3 separate regions of the Homo sapiens genome follow, and regions 1 and 2 are each linked to region 3. Evidence: chromatin loops called from intact Hi-C (ENCODE). Cell type or tissue: ascending aorta. All regions are shown on one strand. Links, peaks and the distances in the headings refer to the core of each region. The heading gives the core; the rest is flanking DNA.

What was found. Hi-C counts contacts between places; a loop is a spot of excess contacts. Peaks named below come from ENCODE experiments on the same cell type or tissue, not always from the same donor. Only the 100,000 strongest peaks of a DNase experiment are listed, where the experiment ranks them.
Region 1: it touches region 3 in a loop (4-fold over the local background); 64 of 110 quality-filtered maps call a loop at or near these places.
Region 2: a loop joins it to region 3, with 11 times the contacts of the local background. A loop is called at or near these places in 38 of 110 quality-filtered maps.

Annotation. Positions count from the first base shown.
Region 1 is chr21:42,114,584-42,120,656 of GRCh38, reverse strand. It overlaps UMODL1 (uromodulin like 1), which reads right to left. Exons shown (of 23, transcript NM_001004416.3): 14 at 4,672-4,784; 15 at 1,333-1,546. Among named protein-coding and RNA genes, the nearest start is that of UMODL1-AS1, 9.1 kb to the right of the region's middle. RefSeq lists an enhancer at 1-648. In ascending aorta, for the core only: a CTCF peak has its summit at 3,034 (motif pointing right); a DNase peak (open chromatin) is centred at 3,036; H3K4me3 peaks cover 323 bases.
Region 2 is chr21:41,813,636-41,819,708 of GRCh38, reverse strand. PRDM15 (PR/SET domain 15) reads left to right here. Exons shown (of 24, transcript NM_001040424.3): 18 at 8-127; 19 at 3,873-4,004. Among named protein-coding and RNA genes, the nearest start is that of RIPK4, 50 kb to the right of the region's middle. RefSeq lists an enhancer at 2,804-2,853. In ascending aorta, for the core only: CTCF peaks have their summits at 2,281 (motif pointing right) and 2,971 (motif pointing left); DNase peaks (open chromatin) are centred at 2,288 and 2,958; H3K27ac peaks cover 943 bases.
Region 3 is chr21:41,610,290-41,616,362 of GRCh38, reverse strand. No RefSeq gene overlaps it. Among named protein-coding and RNA genes, the nearest start is that of PCSEAT, 33 kb to the right of the region's middle. RefSeq lists enhancers at 3,095-3,758, 5,600-5,894. In ascending aorta, for the core only: a CTCF peak has its summit at 3,538 (motif pointing left); DNase peaks (open chromatin) are centred at 2,102, 3,232 and 3,892; H3K27ac peaks cover 4,467 bases.

The sequences.
Region 1 (6,073 bases), core at 716-5,715, 500 kb before region 3:
CAGAACATGGATAAGAACCAGAAAAGCGTGGCCAGGGGCAAGTTAGCATGTGGACGTATTTCCTTCCAGCCTTTTAAAATGCAGGCATGCTCTGAGAGCATAGCTTGCCTCTGCCACCAACTAGCTCCATGCAAATCCACAAACCGCTATTCTCATCATTGCATAACAGCCCGGGGCGGGGACACCTGGTAACTTAGCACCTTCTTTGTTACTGGATGATTGGTGATTTCCAACTCTTTGGCTTTTAAAGTAACACTGAAGATGAACATCTTTGTATTTAAACTACGGTCCAAACAGATCAAATTCCTTAGGACAAAGTCGTAGAGCTGATATTTCAGAATCCAAGTGGATGGCCACTTTGAAAGCGTTTGATTTATGTCACCAAACTGGTTTCCAGGAAGCATGAGCAAATCCTTCTGCCACCAGCAATCTGTGCAAACACCTGCCTCACTACACTTTCACCAGTATTCATGTCAGCAGTAAAGAGACCTTTTGTTTGCAATTTGATGGGCAAACAGTGCAATGCATTCTAATGGGGATGTCTTGGGTTACCACATCTTTGTTAGTCATTCATATTTCTTCTTTTATACCTTGTCTGTGTAGAGCTTTCGTGCATTTATCCATCAGGTTCTTAATATTTATCTATTTGTATGATCTCTCTATATATTTGGGATACTAACACTTCACCAAATTATTGAAAAATTTTTTGTTTACTTTGCGTTAAAATGGTGCCTTTATTTTGATTTATCTCTGCATGCAGTCAGCATCTCATCGTTTTCCTCTAAAAATCGTATTTTCTTTAGGAAGTCCTTCTTATTCTAAAAATCAAAAAATTAATATGAATCTCCAATTTTTAAAAAGTCTTTTGTTTCTGATACATGTAACTATAAGCCATTCATCATTTATGTTCAAGTATGATAGGAGAAAAGAATCTGAATTGTCTTTTTCTCCCTGCTTTTCTCGTTAATTATCTTTACTGGGATCTCCTTGGGAACTATGCTTGGGGGAGAGTCTGGCTGCAGAGAGGGATGCATCTGCCCTCAGCCCATGGAAACAAGCAGCGAGGGGGCAGTCGACCCGGAAAGAAAGCAGCACCCCTGGGGATCTGCAGGTTCACCCAAAGATGTTTTCAACACTTCAACCTTTACACAATTATAATCACAATAAGAGGGACAGACAGGGTCCTATCTATTTCACATCTTCATCTAATTCTGGGGGAAGAAGGACCACATGGGCACAACACGACATCTTTCAAAAGCGAAGGGTGGTGGCTGCCCTCTGGCTGCCTCTGGTTCCAGAACACGGGAGAGGCTCCATCCCAGCCTCTCGTACCCTGTATGAAGGTGTCGCCTCTGATCACCTCCAGCAGAGGCACGGTCTGGAAGGCGGTGAGAAATGCAGCTGACACCTCCTGGACATCCACATCTGCGATTATCAGCAAGTGAAACTCCACCACGATGCTGCCGTTGGTGACGCTGACGACTTCCATCCTGACCCCACCAGCGTCCATGTGCTGACACATGGTGGCTGGCAGGGAGCCCCGCACCTGCGGGGAAAGAGGCCATGTGAGGAGGTCCCCACGCTGAGAGGAAACAGATGCCCGTCTCAAGGCGGTTCCTCCTGCCAGTCTGCCCAGCAGCAGGGCTGGCCCGTGGCACAAAGTAAAAGCCACAGGTTGGTTCTGGGCCCCTTTCCTGTCTGCTGTGTTTTCAAGCCCAGCACAAACGCCTGGGAGTGTCTGTGATATGAGAAGAGCCCTTGTTTCCCCCCCCAAACCAGTAAACGGCTTCAGAAAGATGCCTGTGGGGCGAGGGTGGGACTTGGGGGCACAGGCAGAGACCCTACCTCATGGGGCTTAAAATTTGCTGGGGGCTCACAAGGGCTTCTAGAACCTAATACTCCTGGTTTGCAGCCACCGAGGGCAGGGGGCTGAGTGCAGGGTCGTGGGGAGGGAGACCACTTCCCGCTGCCTTCTCTGGAACAGCTCTTTTGCTCCTGGCACTGCAGAACATGTCCCCTTTCATTCTTCCTCCCTACCTCTCCCCAGACTGCTTCCTGTGAGCATTTCCAACTTCCCCATTAGGACAGGGGGTTCCTGCCCCCGAACGCCCTGCTTTCTACTCTGTCTCTTTGGACACAGTCACACACCACACGCTATATGATTGATTCCATGCTAACCCATCATGGTCAAAGCACTCAGAAAGGCAAACAATCTTATAATGAGCTTCAATCATCCTCAGTGCAAACCTCCTATGGGTACTTCCAGGGTTTGTCCTCACAGGTGCGATGGCTCAAGGCCTGGGTCATGGACTCACTTCCCGGCTTCTGGGCCACCAAGGTGAACAGATCCATTGTCCCTCTCAGAGCCTGTGGACCCCAGGGAGACCACAGCTGCCCTTGGTTGGCTCAGTAGATGACTGTTGTCGTGACCATCTTCACAATCAGTTCTTCCCTCTCTCTTTCTCTCAGAGGAATCTGGCATAGTCTTGGATTAATGTGACTTTTAGCTGCATTTCAAACCAACCTCTAAGCAAACTTCCAGGCCCCTTGCTAGGAAGTGGTGAAGAGCCAGGGACCAAGCCATGCAGCCAACACCTCCTGACATCCACGTCTGCGGTTATCAGCAAGTGAAACCCCCGAAATTTCTCTTAACATCCTACTTCTGTGATTAAGTTGTATAATTATTTGCTGTCCTGAAATTCTAGGCAAACAGAAAAACAACACCCCAAAAATGGGCAAAGGAAGAAATGGTTCAAAGAGGAAAGATTAATCAAGAAACTCGGGAAGGAAACGGAGCTGCCTCTTTTGACCACTCGAGCCAGGTGGAAGGATTCAGTGTTTGTTGTTTAATATTCTAACTACTATTTAACCTTATCAATGAAATCACATTATTAATCAAACCGTCAACAACTGTTGAATGCACAAACCAGGAGCAGGGAATGAGCTAGGCCGTTCCCAAAGGCTGTCGAATCTTCTCATCTGTGGGGGAAGCGCTGGGGTTTGCAGCCCTGCTACGGTATTACCACGACAGGCCACTAGGTGGCAATGTCAAACCCTCTCTGTGCTGAGCTCAGACTCAGGAAATCTACAATGTGAGATTCCGTGCAAACAAAATCACTAGATTATGACAAGGGCACTCCCTATACCTCAAAAAGTCCACAAGAAGGCATGTCACTAAATGGTAACAGATAGCATCCTGGAGAATGCTGAGGGGATGGCAGGGAGGAATGCAGGAAAGAGCAGGAAAAGAACTTTCTCTGAGGCAGGGGCATTGCAGCACTATTTATAACAGACAGAAGGCGGGAGCCGCCCAGTGCGCTCGGTGAATGAATGGATGAGACTGCATGGGTTATGCCCCAGCCATAACAAGGAATCCAGTGCTGACACATGCTGCCACGTGGATGAAACCAGAAAACCTCATTTTAACTGAAAGAAGCCAGACACAAAAAGTCACATATTGTATGATTCTGTTTCTGTGAAATGTCCACAATGGGCAAATCTATAGAGACAAAAAGCAGATAAGTGATTACCAGGAGCTGGAGGAAGTGGCGAGAGGGAGTGACTTTTTTTTTTCTGTTTTTGAGATGGGGTCTTGCTCTGTCACCTAGGCTGGAGTGCAGTGGCAAGATCTCAGCTCACTGCAACCTCTGCCTCCTGGTTTCAAGCGATTCTCCTGCCTCAGCCTCCTGAGTACCTCGGATTACAGGCACCCGCCACCACATCCGGCTAATTTTTGTATTTTTAGTAGAGATGGGGTTTCGCCATGTTGGCCAGGCTAGTCTAGAACTCCTGACCTCAGGCGATCCACCCACCTCAGCCTCCCAAAGTGCTAGGATTATAGACATGAGCCACCATGCCCAGCTGCGAGTGACTTCTAATGGGTATAAGGTTTCTTTTTGGGTGATGAAAATGTTCTGGAATTAGTAGTGATGGTTGCACAATTTTGCAAAATAGTCTAAACCACTGAATTGTACAGTTTAAAAGTAGATTTTATGGTCTGTGAAATAAATCTCATTTTTTACAGGTTTAAAAAAAAAAAACCGTGGAGGGACTTTCTGCTTCATAGGTTCCACAACTGAAAAACAGGTTTCACTGGACAGAAAGTGAAGTGTGAAGTAAGGATGCAGCAGAGGAAGAGTTGTGCCTCCTGTCTGCTAACCGTGTCTTCGCCGGGGCAGATCCAGGGACACTCAGGGAGTCAGGCCAGAGCTTAACGTCCTGGCTTCCTTCAGAAATGAGGAGCTCATAGGACCTATAGGTCAAATTCCTAGTTGGATGAGACTAGAATTCTTTTTTTTTTTTTCCCACAGGGTTTCACTCTGTTGTCCAGGCTAGAGTGCAGTGGCACGATCTCGGCTTACTGCAACCTCTGCCTCCTGGGTTCAAGAGATTCTCCTGCCTTAGCCTGCTGAGTAGCTGAGGTCACAAACATGCGCCACCATGACAGGCTCATTTTTTGTATTTTTTTTTTTTTTTTTTTTTTTGGTGGAGATGGGGTTTTGCCATGTTGCCCAGGCTGGTCTTGAACTCCTGAGCTCAGGCAATCTGCCCGCCTCTGCCTCCCAAAGTGCTAGGATTACAGGGGTGAGCCACCGTGCCTAACCTAGAATTCTATCAGCCTTCCACCCTTTCCCTCCTGAAAGGAATTAAGGGCTGATATCACCAACTCACCATCCTGAAGAATAGTTCTAGGAAATCTCGATACTCCTGGCTGCTTGCGTTGCGAAAGGATTCTGAGTACCTGACATTTTTGATTCTGACCTTTCCAATGAGCTTCCGGGCTGCTGCAGGATGGAGGATAAGCACATTTGGAATTGGTGCTGTATTAGATAACAGACTAACATTTCAATATTAATAAATGTATTTTCATGTCCAGGAAGAGCATCACACCAAAGCCAACCCGTGTTCTAGAAAGAAGGAATAGTGCCAGGGCTCAGGGACACAGCCCATCAGATTCCAGAGGACACAGAACACAGCCTGAACACAGTGGGAGAACCTTCCAGAGGCCACAGAGCCAGCTCGCCCCTGCAACTGTCTCCCCACCACACATAGCCTTCCTTCCTTGCTGCCGTTCCCCCATGCTGGGGTTCAGACAATTTCCCAGCAAGCTGGCATGACTTGAAGCATGTGGAGGCACCATTAAATAACTTTGCCAGGGCTACGGGTGCAAACTGGGCTGTCCCAGGTATAACAGGACTTAGGGCCCTGGCCAGGCCTCTGCTCAGAGTCCACGTGGCCACAGGGTGCCCAGGGGTCTTGTTTGGAGCCAGTCCTTCTTCCTCCCCCAGCAGCCCCACCTCCCCTGGTCTATGGGCAGTCCCTGTTTTGGCATCATCTGTTCCATCTGAATCTTTTCCCTCCGCAGAGGGCTTCTAGGAGTATGTGGCACATAAATGTGGTCCAGGAATGTCGCCATCCCATCCTGGCCCTGGCATGGCAGCCACCCCAGTGTTCAGTCAGTCCCTCACCAGATATTTGCAAAGCGCCTGCCATGCGCCAGAGGCATTCTAGACAGTGAAGGAGAAAGACACAGCTCTCCCCTCAGGGGGCTTAGAGTCCATCTCCCCAGAGCTTCTCACTAAGTTTAAGACAAACCACAGAGCCATTCTGCTATGCATTCCTGGGCGAACCCCAAACTCTACGTCCTTGAGATCATTGTTGTTGCTGCCCCTGAGGGCTTCTGGTTCAGTCTCCATGGCTGGCATGAGCAACCCAGTCTGAAAGCCATCAGTAGCAGGACAGGTGCACAGGTGAGAGCAGGTATAAGTGCACCCACAGGTTTGGGGTCCCCCGTGCAGCCTGTCCCGTCCAGAGCAGCTGAGACCTTCAGAGGCCCAACTCTGGCTCTCAGACCCCAGAGCCACCCTGTCTGACTGTCCAGCCAGCACTGATCTCCCTCCTCTCCAGCTGCTCGTGAACGTGCACAATTCACGTCATGCACTCCATCTGTTCTCTAATTTCTCAGGCCATGGCTGATTAGTACTTTAAAGCACATACATAGTTCTCAACTTCTATTATTGCATCCCAATAGACCATCTTATGCCTCTCTCAAGGGGTGTGCGCCCCACTGTGC
Region 2 (6,073 bases), core at 489-5,488, 200 kb before region 3:
TTCTCAGGTGTGAAGAGCCACGCCTGCGAGCAGTGTGGGAAGTCCTTTGCCAGGAAGGACATGCTGAAGGAGCACATGCGTGTGCACGACAATGTCCGCGAGTACCTGTGTGCCGAGTGTGGGAAAGGTGGGTACGGGTGCTGGGGACATGGGCCAGGCTCAGCCAGGCCACCCTGCTGCAGGGTGCTGGAAGGGGACATGAGCGAGAACTGGGAGTGTGGGGAAGGTGGGTGTGGCGGGGGCGGGGGCCGGGGCCACGGGCCGAGTGTGGGAAAGGTGGGTACAGGCGCCAGGGCCACGGGCCAGGCTCAGCCAGGCCGCTCAGCTGCTGCAGGGCGCTGGGAGGGGATGTGAGCGAGAACTGGGAGTGTGGGAAAGGTGGGTGTGGGTGCTGGGGGCCACGGGCCAGGCTCAGCCAGGCCGCCCAGCTGCAGGGCTCTGGAAGGGGATGTGACCAAGGTATCTACCATAGTGCGAGAGGCATTGCCAGAGTGTGGCCCTGGAAGCCCATAGGCTTCAGTCGCTTACTTAAGGAAAGAAGGACTCGAGGCAGCATTTAAATCAGGAATCTGCAAGAAAAATCAAGTAGTCCAGAAAGCAGAAAGATGTGATAAATTTAAAGGCACAAACAAATCGTTTTAAAAGTAGGAAAATAATGCAGGATCTAATTGTTTAAAGTATAGAATGATTCCCAAAGCCACCACGGGGTCTGACAGTAGATGCAAAACCCTCAGCGTATTCACTACGCAGACTAGAATCGGCTGCGTGGTGAGAGAGAAACTCACCACGGCCGAGGAATCTTCATTGTAACGACAGAACATTCATTAATAACAAACCTAGTAATAAGATGTCTCAACTTAGTAAGCAAAATACAAAGATAATTCCAGTACACATCATAATTTTAACCCATTCCTGTTTTTATTTTTTTTTTAAAACAACTTCCTAAAAGTTTTGGAGCAGCAGGTTTGTCTTGGGCTGTTTCAAGCGACCCTGCTCATGCTGTCCCGGTGACAGTGTGTTGGAAACACAGGAGCTGCATGAACTGCACTCGCCGGGTGACCCCTATGAGCACCCGTAGAATAACGCTGCGTGTCAAAGCCTAAAAGAACTGCCTGCAGAAAAGGCCAGAAAGGGGGTCTTTCCTTTCCCCACTTCCTGGCCCTCTGTTCCTCACCTCAGAGGCCAGCACAGGCTCTTGCCCCTCCTCCAGGGTAACTTTGCGCAAGGACGGCACATGGGTGGTTATTAAAAAAGCAGCGCATGCACCTCGCCAAGACATATTTTTTAAACAATACAAACAGGTCTGGAAGGTGGCATAGTTACTCTCCCCTCAAACCCCAGCCGGTCCTCGCAGAGCCACTGCGGTGGTTTCTCTGAACGGAATGTCAGTAGCAATGTCTGCCTGCCTTAGCGGGACAGGTGGTTTCTCTGAACAGAATGTCGGTAGCAGTGTCTGCCTGCCTTAGCGGGACAGGCTGGCTTGCTCTTTATCCGCGTCTGCCTTAAGCTCCCAGCCCCTTTCACCACCTGCTCCTCCCCTTTCCTCCCCAATGCCCCCAAGAAGTAAAATGTTTAAGACAGTGTGGTGAGCCTGGCTGGAGGGGTCCTGAGTAGCGCGTAGAGACAGGAGGGGCAGGGGTGGGGGCTTATTCAGGGCCGGGCCTCTTAGGCAGGCAGAGAGGAGCCACACCTGGGTCCCCTGCAGGTCCCCAAATGCCACCAGATGCCCTGGGAGGCAAGGGGTGTGGGGTAAAGCCACATTTTATAATGTTGTAGACATTTTAGTGTTTGAAATGTATTAATTATTTAGTTGCATCGTTTTTTAAAATGAATTCTGAATAGCTGAAATAAAATGCTGGCATTAATACATCAGTTGCCAGATTTATTTTACAGAATACCAAATTCCAGTATTGTCATCGTGCTATCACGCAACAGTTGCTAGTACATACCAGCGCATGCTTGTGCTCATTTGTTTTTTTGATACTTTGCTATTTTTTTTTTACTTGAAAATACGTCTTGGAGATCTTTTTATATCGGAACATGTAAATATTGCCTGGTTTTATCTTTCAAGCCCTTCGTACGATTCATATAACCAGACCCTTTATTTTATAAAGTTTCTGGTTGTTTTGTTATAGTCATTTATTATTACAGTGTTGCAAGAAACACTGTTGCATATTATTACTTTACATTTTTTTCCAGAAATTCTAGCCCTGACCAGGGAATTAGTCAGTGTCAGGGACCAAGTGGGAGGCTGTTAGTAGTCGTGAGAGCCTGTCACCAGCAGGTGGAGGCAGGGGCCCAGCCAGTAGGTTTTCTGTGTGTGTGGAGGAAAACGTCTTGTTCAGAATCACATCATGGGCCTTGAACTACTCAGGAATGATCTACAAGAACTTACTGTGGCCAGTAAGAATATGACACCAGGTATTGAAAGCTATAAAAAAGGCATCCCCTGTTCGGGATTAGAAATTATAAGTATTTAAAAAACATCAGTTTTCCCCACGGTAATTTGTAAATGGATTGACTCACAATCCCAGTAGAGCAAGCTTTAAAATTTCCTCTGTCTGGCAGTTGTGTTTATTTTGAAACTGTTGGCAGATTTTCTTTGTTAAATGGAAGAAAAAACATTACTGTCACCAATGCTGGCTGTGGTGGGGAGGTCAGAATGTGGAGATGCCATCTCTTCTGTATTTTCTGGGTTTTCTGTGACTGTGTATTAGTTTTGAAATTTGGAATATGTTCATTTTAGAAGCAGGAAGAGGGAAGTGCTGGGGTCTGGGCGTGTCAGCAGTGACCGGCACTCTTTTTTTTTTTTTTAATCAAAAGGATTGACAGTAACTTTTTCAGGTGGAATCACTCTTCGGTCATTGGTAATAGGCCTGCAGGTGCCGTCCCCACCCGAGGCCAGGAGTTGTGCAGCTGTGTGTGCAGGCAGCGGGCTTCATCGTGGGGCCTTTGCTCCCCCTGCTGGCCCAGCCGCGCAGTTTTCTCGTAGCCAGGGAGGTCTTCTGGCCCGGCCTTTAGAATTCTGGCAGGAGCTGGTGGATGGTCACCCCTGCATCTGGTGAGGGTGGAATCACAGGGGAACCGTTGACCAGCTTACTACAGAGCTGTGTTCAGGCTCAGTAGTTCTTCCCCAAATGTGGAGGGAACACGGTGGCCTGGGAGTGCAGGCTGCCCACCGCCCTGGGCAGGCACAGTGAAGGCGCCTCTTCGGGGCTGGGGAGGCTGCCTTTGGGCTGGGTCGCCCTGTTCCCTGGTGCGTGTCAGCCTCACGGTCAGGTGTACCAAGCCGCACATGCCTGTGCCCCCTGCGGAGGGCCTTGTACAGTGCTGTCCCTGCCAGCGCACCACAACCTCTGACTCAGCCCCTATGCCAGGGCCACCCTCTCTCCACTGGCTGTGTGAGTGAGGCTTTGGAGTATTTCAGCTTCTTAAGATTGGCTTCTTAAATTACAGGTAGATTGAAACCATCTCGCGTCCGAATCCCAATCACCACTCATATTGTCAAGGTTGAAGGGAACCTTTAGTCATGCTTGTATTAATCTATCTCTCACCGAATTCTCCCGCCGGGTTGCCATGGGCACGCAGGGAAGTTTACCCACCGCCCCGGCGTTGCTCGCGTGGTCAGGGCTCGGCCAGGCCCTGGCAGGAGTGAGTGAACCTGATGTTGCAGTCAGTCCCTCCCGGCCTCTGGGCACAGTCACTTCCCAGGTCTCACCGCTGGTGGACTGACCGGGATCCTCGGGGGCCGGCCCACACCCTCACCAGTACCGCACGGGCCGCTGCCTGTGCCTGCCCCAGGGTCTCGGGCATGGGCCCCCAGGTGGGCTGCGTGGGGGTGTGGCCGCCTCTGACTCGCTGTGTCCTTGAAGGCATGAAGACCAAGCACGCGCTGCGCCACCACATGAAGCTGCACAAGGGCATCAAGGAGTACGAGTGCAAGGAGTGCCACCGCAGGTTCGCGCAGAAGGTCAACATGCTCAAGCACTGCAAGCGGCACACGGGTGAGTCCGAGGCCCGGGCCGCGCCAGCCACGGCGCTCACTGTGTAGGGAAGCCAGGTGGGCCGTGGGAGAAGAGAGAGCCGCCTTGAGACGATTCCTCTTTGTGATTCCCACTGAGTGCCGGGTTCCCCAAGAGAGCTTCCTGGGGCCGGGGTGAGCAGCTGCATATCTCAAAAGGTCCCCCTCCCACAGGGGCCTCGTCACCGGAGAGCATGCTGCACAGCTCACTTCCGGCATTGGGAGACTGGTCAGTCTTTAAATGTTCCTCCCGTTCAGCTGTTTCCCCCTCAGGAATGTGCACAAGAAATAGCGACCAGACAAGGGCCAGGGATGTGCATGCAAGGTTGCTTGTCATCTTTTGAGTTAGGGAAGGCGCTGGAAGGTCAGACGTGGCCTCGGTAGGGCACTGGCTAAGCCATGGTGAATCCAGAAAAGAGCAAGGTGTCCGCTCGGGTGATGTGTGTACTACGCTGATGTGCATAGAAAGGAGTCGGTGACGCGACAGGTCAAAGAGCAGCCTGTGCCATCTCTAACACAAGGCCAAGATCTTAGAAAACACTAGAGCAGCCTGCGCCATCTCTAACACAAGACATTCTTATAAAACACTACAGCAGCCTGCGCCATCTCTAACACAAGGCCAAGATCTTAGAAAACACTAGAGCACCCTGCGCAATCACTAACACGAGGCATTCTCATAAAACACTAGAGCACCCTGCGCAATCACTAACACAAGTCGTTCTCATAAAACACTAGAGCACCCTGCGCAATCACTAACACAAGGCCAAGATCTTATAAAACACTAGAGCACCCTGCGCAATCACTAACACAAGGCATTCTCATAAAACACTAGAGCACCGTGCGCAATCACTAACACACAGCCATTCTCATAAAACACTAGAGCACGCTGCGCAATCACTAACATGAGGCATTCTCATAAAACACTAGAGCACCCTGCGCAATCACTAACACAAGTCGTTCTCATAAAACACTAGAGCACCCTGCGCAATCACTAACACAAGGCATTCTCATAAAACACTAGAGCACCCTGCGCAATCACTAACACAAGGCATTCTCATAAAACACTAGAGCACCCTGCGCAATCAGTAACACGAGGCATTCTCATAAAACACTAGAGCACGCTGCGCAATCACTAACACAAGTCGTTCTCATAAAACACTAGAGCACCCTGCGCAATCACTAACACGAGGCATTCTCATAACACACTAGAGCACCCTGCGCAATCACTAACACAAGTCGTTCTCATAAAACACTAGAGCACCCTGTGCAATCACTAACACAAGGCATTCTCAAAACACTAGAGCACCCTGCGCAATCACTAACACGAGGCATTCTCATAACACACTAGAGCACCCTGCGCAATCACTAACACGAGGCATTCTCATAAAACACTAGAGCACCCTGCGCAATCAGTAACACGAGGCATTCTCATAAAACACTAGGGCACCCTGCGCAATCACTAACACGAGGCATTCTCATAAAACACTAGAGCACCCTGCGCAATCACTAACACGAGGCATTCTCATAAAACACTAGAGCACCCTGCGCAATCACTAACACGAGGCATTCTCATAACACACTAGAGCACCCTGCGCAATCACTAACACGAGGCATTCTCATAACACACTAGAGCACCCTGCGCAATCACTAACACGAGGCATTCTCATAAAACACTAGAGCACCCTGCGCAATCACTAACACAAGTCGTTCTCATAAAACACTAGAGCACCCTGCGCAATCACTAACACGAGGCCAAGATCTTATAAAACACTAGAGCACCCTGCACAATCACTAACACAAGGCATTCTCATAAAACACTAGAGCACCCTGCACAATCACTAACACAAGGCGTTCTCATAAAACTCTAGAGCAGCCTGCGCAATCACTAACACAAGGCCAAGATCTTAGAAAACACTAGAGCACCCTGCGCAATCACTAACACAAAGCATTGTTATAAAACACTAAAGCACCCTGCGCAATGCCAATACAAGGCCATTCTCATAAAACCCTTCTGTATGGGCGAGTGTTTTTGTGCTTGTGGAGAGAAAATTG
Region 3 (6,073 bases), core at 703-5,702:
AAGAATAGCACATTACCTCTTAAAAACTTTCCAGGCCTAGAAAATCTTCCCCACTCATTGGGGAGCAGGATGCTGGGCTCCTGATTAAATGCTTATCCTGGCACTTGAGCAGATTTGAATCTCTTTTTAAGGAATCTTTGGCCTTTCCCACAGGCAAGCTGCCCACAGCATGGGGAAGAGCGGCCGGTGCTCGCGTGAGGACGTCTCCAGCTCATCTGCTCCTGTATCTGAGAGCTGATGGCTGCTTTTGCATCTGCTTACTGGAACATTTTGCTTCCTTTATAATCAGCAACACAGAATATGGAATTGGCATCATTCTTGGGCTACATGGACTGATTTCTAGTTCCTGCCAAAAATATGTTTGAAACATCACTGAACAGACATTGTCTAAAAGTCTTGCTATCCATTTTTATTTTCCCAGTTTCATGTTGCTTCAAGTTAAAAATCATGAGAAAGCAGCAAACTGATTATTTTAGCTCCCCAAAATAAATTACTTTACTGAGTCATAAGTTAATGCAGTATCCTTGCATTCCATTTAGAGCCAGTATAAGAATGTTCCCCCAGTCTTCTGCCAAACCACACAGAAAGATGGAGTCTCAAATGAAAGTCTACGCAATATGCTTCTTCTGGATTGGCAACAACACAAAAGTGAGACATACACTCCCTTAGGCAGGCAGTGGGGAAACAGATACTTTCACATATTGCTGGCAGAGTACAAATTGGAGGCAAAGTGGCAATTTCCAGCAAAGCTATGAATGCATATCCACCTTTTGACCAGACGCTTATGCTTCTGGGAATCTGCCCTCCAGCTCTGTTTGCACATGTGCAAAATGATATTGTGCATGAGATGATTTCTTGTGGCATTTTAAATAATGGTGAAAGACTGGAAAGAAGCCAAATATTCCTTTTTCTTTTCTTTGAGACAGGGTCTTTCCCTGTTGCCCAGGCTGGAGCTGGAGTGCCATGGCAGGAGTCACAGCTCACTGAAGCCTCGAACTCACTGACTCAAGCAATCTTCTCACCTTAGCCTCCCAAGTAGCTGGGACTACAGGTGCGCACCAACACATTTGGCTAATTAAAAAAAATTCTTTAAAATATCTTTTAAGTACAGTGTCTTGCTATGTTGCCCAGTCTGGTCTCAAACTCCTGGCCTCAAATAATCTTCTGGCTTCAGCCTTCCAAAGTGCTGGGATTACAGATGTGAGCCCCTGGCCAGAAGCCAAATATTCTTAATAGAGGAGTAGCTAAACCTTTACAGAACTCCCCCACTATAAAATACTATTTACCTGTGAAAAATAATAAGGGGGTTCTCTATATGGATGAGCAGAATCATGGCCCCCAAAATGTGCCTGTTCTAATCTCTGGGACTTGTGAATATGTGACCTTATGTGGCAAAAGCCATTCTGTAAAGGTGATTTAGATCCAGATCTGCCTCACTCTGAAACCCCACTCCCCCACTGTGGCCCCGAGCCTGGCTAGAGATGCCGCCTGCTCCCTGTTGGACACGGTGGACCCGCCAGCATCCCCCTTGCCCACCCTGCACTGAGTGCGGGGGAGGAGGCTGCACAGACCACTCTGTGTCTTGCATTCCTGTCACTCCACCGTCACCCACACACGCAGGGCCTGAGGGCTGTTGGAATGCACCTGTTCATAGGCACATGCATTTATTTAACGGCTCTGTGCTAAAGTGTAGATGAGGAGAAGGAGTTTGTGCCAGGGTGTATCAGCTTCCTGCAAACGACCACAAACTCAGCAGCATGAACAGCATATTTAATGCATTGCTGGAGGTCGGGAGTCTGTGACGGGTCTCACTGGGCTAAGACCTAGGGCCGGCTCCTCCTGGAGGATCCAGGGCAGAATCTGTTCCTCGCCTTTCTCAGCTTCCAGGGGCTGTCCTCATTTCTAGGCCCATGGGCCCTTCCTCCCTCTTCAAAGCCAATGACGTTGGATCAGGTCCTCACTGCCACACTTCTGGCTGCTAGTTCCCTTTTAAGAACACTGTGAGGACTCTGGGCCTGCGGGATCCCCCAGGATCTCCTCCTTAGGTTAAGGGTGGTGTTCACCAATCCAGTTCCACCTGCAACCCCAACTCCCCTCTGCATGTGATATGATGCACTCACGGCGAATAGGGCTAGGGTGGAGGCATCTTGGTGGAATGGTGGGGTCTTCACTCTGCCTGCCACACAGGAAACAGGTGGCATCCAGGACATTCCAAGCCCCCACGCTTCCTAGAATAAGACCCAAACTCTACCCAGGGCCATGATGGCACTGCAAGGTTACAGGCCCGATGGCCCCTCTGCCCCAACCTGGGTCCCTGGGGGACTGGAAGGAGCCGAGCTCTTCCCCACTCAGGTCTCCTTTCCGCTGTCCTCTGTGGGGGCTCTGCTGCTCCTCCTCCGGTTTCAGGCCTCGCTCCTCCCACTGTCCCTCTCAGGTGTGCTCCCCGCTGGGGCTTCTCCCGTGGCCTCTGCTCCGTTGCAGTTCCCATCGCCTGGTTTACTGCCCCCTTTCCTGGATTATGTGCTCCCTCCCAGAGGCATCAACCACACCTGCCTGTCTCTCACCATGCTGTGCCAAGCACAGACGTCAGCCTGACCAGCACGGAACAGGCCACCAGACCGTAAAATCCATGGCAACAATCACACCACGCATTTCAATGGCCCATTCGAAATTTCCCCAGTGTAATCAGGCCATCTTGGCATGCGTCTGGCGGCAGAGACCAGGGAGGTTTGCAGCCGACACTCTCCACATATCAAGCTGAAGTGCCCGTGTCTCGGCGCAGGCTCTGTCGTCCGCCCGTCACACCGTGGCTTATCTTTTCGTGTGTCTTCTGGGTTGAGTTCATCAGTGCAGAGGCTAAGACTGGTCTGGTCTCCATGGAGTATCTAACCCTGTGCCTGGTCATAGCAGGGATTCAATAAGGCACGTGTGCGGAATGGATGAATGAGCGGATGAATGAACAGAAGGAGCGAGCTGATTTACAAAGAGTGGTAGGGAGGGGCCAGGGGAGCTTCCATTCTCTGAACTCATGGAAATGCATGAAATTGCCCGGAGCATCCACAGCCAGAAGCTGAAACTGCAACCTCTTCCCATGAGATCTGCGTTTCCTGGGGCCTGTGGCCATCCTGGCCTCCCGTTCACGCACGCTGTAGGAGAGGCAGCCAGGCAGAGCGAGTCCCAGCCCGGTTGCCTGGGCTTGTTCCCAGGCCTAAGGAGCCAGCTTCCCACACTGTGCTCCAGGATCCCATCAGCTGCCGCAGCATCAAAGCCAGGTCCAGCCCCTGCAGCTAAAGTTGCTGGAGGCAGACACACATTCCTGGGTGTTTTGGCAGTAAGACTTCCCGGCAGAGGGCAGGGAAGGAATCTGGGAGGTGCCGCCTTTCTTATGAGGACACATTCTGAACCAAACTACACAGAAGCTGTCCCCCAGGCTGAGGCCCAGCCCTGGTTGGATGGCAGGGGCTGTGGGCACTGTCGGGGTCGGTGGGGCGGGGGGGTGCCCTGTGATGGACTGTGGAGCCACACTGCCCCCTGCCGTTAGTTCTGAGTGACGCTGTTCATTCTTCCCACCCAAATATTCTCCCAAATGTCCGCAGCCCTAGAGAGCTCGACCTCCAATCCTTGCTTTGCTCACACTCAGCCCCTTCAGCACTTCAGGAAGGCAGGGATTTGAACAACTGAACTCAAGGCATTTGGCAGGGGCCAGTTTTGCTAAGAAAAGAAAAGAAAATGCCTCTTTTATTGTTGCAATGCCCCAGACAAAGGCAGAGAACAGTTCATGTCACCCTCAGGAATACCTAAGGATACTGAGCACATGTCTAAATGGGATGAGAGGTGGGCGTCGGGAGTTCTACCGCCTGCCCCCTTTATTCCCTGAGAAGGGGCGTTGCCTTGTCTTCAGGATCTGTGTTTCTGGATGTCCACAGCAGACTGCATGACCTCCTTCTTAGGCAGATGTGGCAGGTGTGGCTACACCAGTCAAGACGGGGGAGAGAGCTCCCTCCTCTGGAAGCTTCAGTTCTGAGCCCAGGTGTTTGTCCTGCACTCAGGATATGCTGGTTTCTAGCAAACAGGAATCACAGAGAGACACTTACCTTCCGGTTGATGTGAGCGGTCATGAGTGCATGTCGGTGCATCTTCACAATGCAGAGAACCAGACCAGTCCACGCATAATATGTGGTGGCAGAGCCCCCACTGCCATGCATAACATGTATGTGGTGGAGCCCCAGCTGCCATGTGTAACTGATGTGATGGAGCCCCAGCTGCTGGGCTGCACCTCACAGTCTTGAGGAACTGGCACTTGTTGCCAAAGCTGGAGAGAAGGTGCCATGCCCAGGGCCTCCATCTTGCCTGTGGCCATTGCACCTTCCGCCTTACACTGAGACTCCCAACCCCCTTTGCACAGGACGCAGAGTGCCTCCAGATGTGATTGAAAAATTAAGGTGATATAAAACACAGTGCAATAAAACACACCGTCGTATACACTTAAGGCACAAGTGGAATCCTGAGGCAGAAGGACACCCATTGAGCACCCTCGAGAGGTCGCTCCTTGGGCTTCAACACCAGCACAGGAGGCTGTTCAGAAGGGGAAGCCCAGAAGGAAAGAAAGGGATGAAGCTGCTGTATCTGAGAGAATGGCATCTAAAAGGTGAGTGAGAATTCTGAGTCTTCTCTTTTTAAACAACTCTCTGGATGTGGTGTGGGCTTCAGTGGTTGCACCTGTTTGCTCAGGAGTATGTTCTGTATGGGAGGTGGAGGCTGTCTGCAGTGGTCAGCTGAGCCTTGGCTACCCACAAACGCTGCAAGGGCGGATTCCCTGGGAGAGGAGGGAAGACATTGTCTTGTAAGTCATGCTTTTGTAATACTCACTAAACAAAGATAATTAGACAAATATAAACAAAAGTAAACAGACAGGCCTCGGAGAAGTTTCTGAGATGTCCCAGCAGACATCCATCCTGGCAAAGCTAACAGGGACTGTCCAGCTCTCACGACCTGGAATTACACTTAAGACCTTTCTTCTTGAGGTGGCTCACCTACAACAACTTACTTTTGTATAATTTATAATTTATTGCATGCACCTTAATTCCCTCCTTAACTCATGAACCCCATTCTCATTTTTTCTCTTTGCTCCTGGCTTACTGCCCCCATCCTGTTATCTCTCCTTTTTTACTTTCTTTTCTTTTTCTTTCTTTTTTTCTTTTTGAGACGGAGTTTCGCTCTTGTTGCCCAGGCTGCAGTGCAATGGCGCGATCTCGGCTCACCGCAACCTCCCCCTCCCGGGTTCAAGTGATTCTTCAGCCTCAGCCTCCCAAGTAGCTGGGATTACAGGCGCACACCAGCACACTCAGCCAATTTTTTTGTATGTTTAATAGAGACCAGGTTTACTTTGTTGGCCAGACTGGTCTCGAACTCCTGACCTCCTGATCCAGCCGCCTCGGCCTCCCAAAGTGCTGGGATTAAAGGCGTGAGCCACCGCGCCCGGCCTCCTTTTTTACTTTCTAATGACCCTTTATATTGCACAAGACTGTTAACATCCTCCCATGAGGAGTTCTCAGCGCATTCCTGTAATTTGGACCATGAAACAGGGAATCAATCCTTTTTAGAAAGCAGAGGATTTAAATCACCTGAAGTCCTTGTGTTCCTTCTACCATTGACAATCGCCTCTAAGAAAGTAACAATCAAACTCCCCAAGCACCCCCCAGACTTTCTCAATACACAACTGTGGCGGTTGGTCTGGACCTTCTATCTGCTAGGGGACCGAGGACCTAGGGGACTGGACACGTAGACGTGTACCACACTGTCCCCTGCTGGCTGAAAGTGCTATGTCTCCCCTTTCTGCTCTCACTGCCCTGCTTCCTAGCAGCCGGCGTTGGCTGGACAGGGCTGTACACCTAAATCTTTAACAGCTCAAGAAAATGTCTTACTCCATAAAAGAAGGTTAGATTGCAATCGCAAGAGGCTCTTCAACTTATTCCCAGGTCTTTAGGGCAGTAAGTGCGATTGCACAGGCAATAAGCAGAGCTTGTTCTAGCATATGAAACACCTGACAAACTGCCTCCTATCGGCAGGCATT